Linked DNA regions of Homo sapiens: region 1 is linked to region 2. Evidence: chromatin contacts called from ENCODE POLR2A ChIA-PET data. All regions are on one chromosome and are shown on one strand. The core of a region is the stretch at or near the end of the contact, and the rest is flanking DNA. Distances in the headings are between cores, read along the strand shown.

Region 1 (3,746 bases), core at 667-3,166, 2.4 Mb before region 2:
GTGCCTACAGTCCCAGCTACTCGGGAGACTGAGGTGGAAGGATCGGATCACTTGAGCCCCAGAGGTTAAGGCTGCAGTGAGCTATAATTTCGCCACTGCACTCCAGACTGGGTGACAGAGAGAGACCCTGTCCCAAATTTAAAAAAAAAAAAAGATAATGAAATCATGTCCTTTGCAGTAACATGATTTTTTTTTTTTTTTGAGATGGAGTCTCGCACCCGTCGCACAGGCTGGAGTGCAGTGGCGCGATCTGGGCTCACTGCAACCTCCACAATCTCTTTCATATTCTTTTTTTTTTTTTTTGAGACGGAGTTTCGCTCTGTCACTCAGGCTGGAGTGTGGTGGCGCGATCTCAGGTCACTGCAATCTCCGCCTCCTGGCTTCAGGAGGCGTGCGTGTGTGTGTGTGTGTGTATATATATATATATATATATATACACACACACACACACACACACACACACACATTTTTTTTTTTGGACAGGAAGTAGAATTTATTGGTGAGTATTAATAGGGGGGGCAGCACATTGGAAGCCCTCATGAGTGCAGGGCCAGCCACTTGTCCAGAGGGCCACGATTGGGGATGTACTTGACCCCACAGCCATCTGGGATGAGCCGCTTCTCAGCCACCATGTCTTCAAATTCATCAGCATTGAACTTGGTGAAGCCCCACTTCTTTGAGATGTAGATCTTCTGGCGGCCAGGAAACTTGAACTTGGCCCTGCGCAAGGCCTCAATCGCATGCTCCTTGTTCTGCAGCTTGGTGCGGATGGACATGATAACTTGGCCAATGTCAACCCTGGCCACAGTGCCCTGGGGCTTTCCAAAGGCACCTCACATGCCTGTTTGGAGCCTACATTGTGGTAGTGCAAGGTTAGAAACATGAACATCCATCGGAAAGGCCTGTCTCCAAGGTCCCTTAGAGCAACCCATACAACCAACAGGCTGCGTACACTACCAAGGAAGCTGCTGTGTGCAGCCATTGCACACACACATTTTTATAGTTTCTTGGTGGACTTGCCAATTCAGAAAATATCTGTAGTATCAATGAAAGTGAAAAATTCAACAGGTCCTTTGGCCACGATATTCCAGTAATACAAATTTATCCTTGTGCATAGACATCAAGAAGCATCATTAAGTAAAAAAATAGAGTTCTCTGACTCTCTACCAAGCCATTCGCTCGGGGCCAGACCCACAGGCCTCGCCCCGCCTCAACCACGCCTTCATGGCGTAGTCTTCTCCCTGTCTCCGTCCCCCGCTCCCCACCTTCCGAGCGTCTCCATCGCTCCCCAGCCACGCCCTTGGCGCCTGGTCCTGCTGCAGCCTGGTTTCCGTCCAGACCACGACCTCTCGGCTAGGTCCTCGTCGTCAACCCCGCCCCCAAGGTCTCGCCCCGCCCCAGCCCCGCCTTCCAGCGGTTGTCCGAGCCTCTACCCGCCCTAGCCACGCCTCCAAGGCGTGGTTCTCGTCTGCAGCCCCACCTAGGCCTCGCCCCGCTCCAGCCGCGCCTTCCGGGCTTGATCCTCGCCCCACCCCAGCCACGCCTTCTGGACTTGGTCCTCGTCTCTAGCCCCGCCCCCTAGCCGCGCCCCAGCCCCGCCTTCTGGACTTGGTTCCGTTCTCTGGCTCCGCCCCTGAGCCTCGCCCAACTCCAGCGACGCCTTCCGGGCTTGGGCCTCGCCTCTAGCCCCGTCCCCGGGTCTCGCCCCTCCCCAGCCACGCCTTCCGGACTTGGTCCCCGTCTCTAGCCCCGCCTCCGATCCTCGCCCCACCCCAGCCACGCCTTCCGGACTTGGTCCTGGTCTCTAGCCCCGCCTCCGATCCTCACCCCACCCCGGCCACGCCTTCCGGACTTGGTCCTCGTCTCTAGCCCCGCCTCCGAGCTTCGCCTCACTCCAGCCCCGCCTTCTGGACTTGGTCTTAGTTCCCAGTCGCGGCCAAATCACGCCTCAGCCACCTCCCGCAAGCCTCTCACTGCCTCAGCCACGCTTTCCAGGCTGGTTTCTGGTCCCCATCCGCGGCTGGTCCGGCCCTGGGACCGAATCACTTCCCAGCGAGAGGAAGGTCAAATTTCTCGACCGGCTACGGGAAGGTCGCGGCCGCCGCCCTGTCAGCCGCCTCGGCGCCCCCAGGACCCCTCGGGTCTCTTTAACCGGAAGCGGAAGTGCGTGTCGGCGGGATCATGGCGACTTTGGTCGAACTGCCGGACTCGGTCCTGCTCGAGATCTTCTCTTACCTCCCGGTACGGGACCGGATCCGCATCTCCAGGTGCGGCCCCGCCTCCGGGGGGAAGGGCAGGGCGGAGGGCGCAGCTGGCACCTGGAGATGCGATGTGGCCCGGGGCTGGGGTCGTTCTAACCGCGCGTCCCCTCCCCCAGGGTCTGTCACCGCTGGAAGAGGCTGGTGGACGACCGGTGGCTGTGGCGACATGTCGACCTGACGCTCTACACGGTACGCGCAGCTGGCCGGGCGGGCCTGGGCCGCGGTCGCGGTGCCCGGACCCCGAAGACCACCTCTCCCACCCTGGGACTGTGTGTCGGGGCCCGGGCTGGGGATTTAGAGCCAGGCGATCCGGGGCCTATCTCGGCATCATCGCTTACCAGCTCCTCTTCGACCTCAGGGCCTCAATTTCCTCATCCCTGCAATGGGGATAAAGGACAGTACCTGCCTCACGGGGCTATTATGGGACTTCACTGAGATCACGCAGGGAAAGGGCTTAGAACAGTCTGGCACATATTTATCATTCGATAAATGCTAATTTATGACTATGTTATCAAGTTTTTGTTTTGTTTTTGAGACAGAGTCTCGCTCTGCTGCTCAGGCTGGAGTGCAGTGGTGCGATTGCAGCCTCGACCTCCCAAGCTCAAGCGATCCTCTCGCATCAGCCTCCTGAGTAGCTGGAACCACGGGCGCTCGCCACTACACCTGCTAATTTTTTATTTTTTGTAGAGACGGAGTCTCACTATGCTGCCCAGGCTGGTCTCGAACTCCTGGGCTCAAGTGATTCTCCCGACTTAGCCTCCCAAAGTGTTCAGATTACAGGCATGAGCCACAGCAACTGGCTCAAAACATTTATAGATATATTTGTTGCCCTTTTTGAAACTGTCTTCATAGATAATTGCTATTATAAAGTGAATTTGCACCCTTCCTTTTACGTTACTTCATATGTGTGTGTCCAAAAACAATTATAGTGTTAGTAATGTATTTCTGAACTTCGGGTAATGCTGTTCTACTATTTAGATAGTGTTCTACTTTTAAACAATTTTACTGTATATATCCATCTGTAACTCCCTTTAATACAGTTGCTTTTGAAGTTCTTTTTTTAAGGACAGAGTCTTGCTATGTTGCCCAGGATGGTCTCGAACTCCTGGACTGAAGCTGTCCCCCAACCTCAGTCTCCCAAAGTGCTGGGATTACAGGTGTGAGCCACAGTGTCTGGCCTGATAATATGAAACTTTTTCTCAGTTGTTGAAACTTAGTTGTTGGTTTTGCGAGGAAAAGTTGATTCGTCCATTGGTTTTGTGTGCATTTAAAATTTTACCAACTTTAACTGCTACCCTTGTGAGTTACCATTCGGTGGCCACTATTTCTAGTCAATTTCTGCTGACCCACACGGGTCTAAATTTGGCAAGGAAGATTTGATTCCTCTGTCAAAAGTAGCCCATAACATTTATGCTCTGCAGTTTATCTTTTTCTAATTTATTTTTTTGAGATGGATCTCACTCTGTCACCCAGGCAGTGGCAAAA
Region 2 (3,300 bases), core at 143-2,642:
GGGAGGCTGAGGCAGGAGAATGGTGTGAACCCGGGAGGCAGAGTTTGCAGTGAGCCAAGATCGTGCCACTGCACTCCAGGCTTGGCAGCAGAGCAAGACTCTGTCTCAAAAAAAAAAAAAAACCCAAATAAAATATCATCCACCCCAAAACACACACACACACACACACACACACACACACACACACACACACACACGAATTTTCTCCGTGAGGCACATCACAGCCTCCTTGCACTCAGGGGCACTTGCTGGCACTGCAGCACTACGTTTGAAGGTCATTTTATTTTCTAAAAAATTTATTATTATATTGTTATTTTAGAGATGAGGTCTCTGCTGCCCAGGCTGGACTGCAGTGGCGTGATCGTAGCTCACTGCAGCCTCGAACTCCTGGGCTCAAGGAATCAAGGGATCCTCCTGCCTCAGCCTCCCAAGTAGCTGAGACCACAGGTGTGTGACACCATGCCTGGCTAATTAAAAAAAATTTTTTTTTTAGAGATAGGGTCTTGCTATGTTGCCCAGGCTGGCTGGTCTCAAACTCCTGGGCTCAACTAATCCTCCTGCCTAGGCCTCCCAGTGTGCTGAGATTATAGGCATGAGCCTCCTCGCCCAGCTAGGGGTCATTTTCAACATTAACATCACCAACAAGAAGCACACAAATGCGAAAACCGTGGTACTCCATAGACCTTCAACAGGGCATGTGTTTACAGTGTGAGAGGCTGAACGAGAAGGTGGAGTGTCGCCTCGCTCAGCCTCAGCTGGGAACCTGTGTGGGAACTCCAAGTTTTCTCCACTCTGCACCAATATGAATGGATTCATGTTGCGGTTACAGAGAAATTTTAGCAAGCGGGTGAAAATTAAACAAAGAATTACCATCCGATCCAGCAATTCTACTCCTGGGTATATCTTCAAAAGGGTAAACACTGACTCTGCAAATCCCAAGGCTCAACTGTAGTTTTGTTTATTTAGAAGGGAAACTCCAGGAGCTGCGGGTCTCTGTGGTCATGGCTGGCACGAGGCCTGTCATGTGGTGGGTGGGTGCTTAACAAATACGCGCTTCAGGGAGGGAGGGAGAGGACGTCTGGGAGGGACCTGGTCTGGACCGGTCAGAGAAAGGAAAGGGCAGGGTGGAGGGAATGTCTTATTCCAGGAGGTTCTGCCATGGGCCTTGGGGGCCCTTGGAGAGTCACTTTGTCATTGAACCTGAAGCCACGGAAAGGTTTATGTGGAGGATTGGATGAGCTCTGCTTCTCGAAACGATGGCTGCAGCGTGGGGAGCAGGGCACACTGGAAGGGGTTGCTGGTGGACGCAGGGGGACCGGGACCTCGAGGGCAGGGTGGAGAGTGGCAGAGAGGGGCGGTGCAGGGGCCATGAAGTGGGGGGCAGAGTGGCGGGCTCGGCAGCAGGCAGCCGCTGGCACGGGGTGTTGCGCTCAGGAGGGCGCTCTAAGCAAGGGGTGGACATTTGGGCCTAAGGTGCTACCTGAAGCCCGGGAGAACCCAGGAGTGCCCAGGAGCAGGGTTAGGGAGGTGGTTTAATGGAGCTGCCTGGAGATTCAATGGGATAAGGGATGGAACTAAGGTCCTTGGGTCCAGCTTTGTTGAAAGCGGTCTTGGGAGCAGAATAGCTGAATGGCATGCGTGGTTTTTATTTTGGGGGAGGGGAGAACACAGTTGTATCATAATCACTGGCTCAAACTAGTATTATTTTATTTATTTATTTACTTATTTATTTTGAGATGGAATTTTACTCTGTGGCCCAGGCTGGAGTGCAGTGGCACGATCTCGGGTCACTGCAACCTCTGCTTTCTGGGTTCAAATGATCCTCTTGCCTCAGCCACCCGAGTAGCTGGGATTACAGGCACCTGCCCCCACACCCGGCTAATTTTTGTATTTTTATTGTTTTTGTTTTTTTCTTTTTTTTTGAGACAGAGTCTCGCAGTCGCCAGGCTGGAGTGCAATGGCGCGATCTCAGCTCACTGCAACCTCCACCTCCCGGGTTCAAGCGATTCTCCTGCCTCAGCCTCCAGAGTAGCTGGGATCACAGGCACGCACCACCATGCCCAGCTAATTTTTGTATTTTTAGTAGAGACGGGGTTTCACCATCTTGGCCAGGATGGTCTCGATCTCTTGACCTTGTGATCCGCCTGCCTCAGCTTCCCAAAGTGCTGGAATTATAGGCGTGAACCACCGTGCCCAGCCTAATTTTTGTATTTTTAGTAGAGATGGGGTTCACCATGTTGGCTAGGCTGGTCTCGAACTCCTGACCCAGGTGATCTGCCCGCCTTGGCCTCCCAAAGTGCTGGGATTACAGGCATCAGCCACCGCGCCTGGCCCTCAAACTAGTATTATTATGACTTTTTAAAAAAACGATCAACTGAAACCCCGAAGTTGTTTCCTCACAAGCTGTCATGAGGTTCTATTTCCCCATCCTGTACTTATATGGTTGCTTATCTAGACCAACGATTCTCTACCAGGGGTGATTCTTGCTCCCAGGGTCATTTGGCAGAGTCTGGAGACATTTTTGGTTGCTATGGGAGTGAGGGGGGAAGAGGGGTGCTCCTGGCATCTGGTGGGTGGAGGCCAGGGATGCTGCTCAGCACCCTGCAGTGCCCAGGTAGGTCCCATCCCAAAGAATGATCCGGCCCCAAATGCCTACAGTATCTAGGCTGGGAAACCCTGATTTAGACCCACGCGCAGGAATCTAAGCATCCCGGTACTCACTCTGTCACCTGGTGATTAAAGCCACCCCTATAGCTGTCTGTCATCTCCAGCTTTGATAAATAAGCTTTCTACATCTTTATCTTCCCAAATTACAAGTTAAATGACTGACCGAGACACAGCAGAGGACAGAACCGTGGGTGGCTTCCTACTAAGTTAACATCAGCCCATTAATTAACAGCTTTGTGAACTTCCATCCACCGATGAGCATGGCTAAAAGATGATTACCTCACGACCATCTTGTTTGTTTGTTTATTTTTTGGAGACAGAGTCTCGGCTGGAGTATAGTGGTATAATCATAGCTCACTGCAGCCCCAAACTCCTGGGGCTTAAGTAATCCTTCTCCCTATCTCCCAAGTAGCTGGAACTACAAGTGCACACCACCATGGCTAATTAAAAAAGATTTTTTTGCCGGGCGCAGTGGCTCACGCCTGTAATCCCAGCACTTTGGGAGGCCGAGGCAGGTGGATCACGAGGTCAGGAGATCGAAACCATCCTGGTCAACACGGTGAAACCCCGTGTCTACTAAAAATGCAAAAAATTAGCTGGGCATGGTGGCGGGCGCCTGTAGTCCCAGCTACT

Evidence for each region. ChIA-PET counts read pairs that join two places held with the same protein, here RNA polymerase II (POLR2A).
Region 1: POLR2A ChIA-PET joins it to region 2 with 22 read pairs in PC-3. The contact joins the promoter of FBXL12 here to the enhancer-like site in region 2. POLR2A ChIA-PET finds 5 or more read pairs at or near these places in 2 of 52 experiments (PC-3 and activated B cell).

The regions. Positions count from the first base shown.
Region 1 is chr19:9,817,249-9,820,994 of GRCh38, reverse strand. FBXL12 (F-box and leucine rich repeat protein 12) reads left to right here and starts at 1,916. Exons shown (of 3, transcript NM_017703.3): 1 at 1,916-2,267; 2 at 2,378-2,450. The coding sequence starts at 2,182. LOC124900430 (small nucleolar RNA SNORA70) reads right to left here and starts at 1,041; the gene lies at 901-1,041. It also overlaps the pseudogene RPL10P15. RefSeq lists silencers at 1,355-1,504, 1,725-1,814, 2,265-2,424.
Region 2 is chr19:7,413,428-7,416,727 of GRCh38, reverse strand. The region is part of intron 10 of ARHGEF18 (Rho/Rac guanine nucleotide exchange factor 18); the gene reads right to left. Among named protein-coding and RNA genes, the nearest start is that of ARHGEF18-AS1, 20 kb to the right of the region's middle. Within about 2 kb of position 1,392, at least 7 of the 41 ENCODE cell types and tissues checked have a DNase peak (open chromatin) inside an H3K27ac peak, as active enhancers do.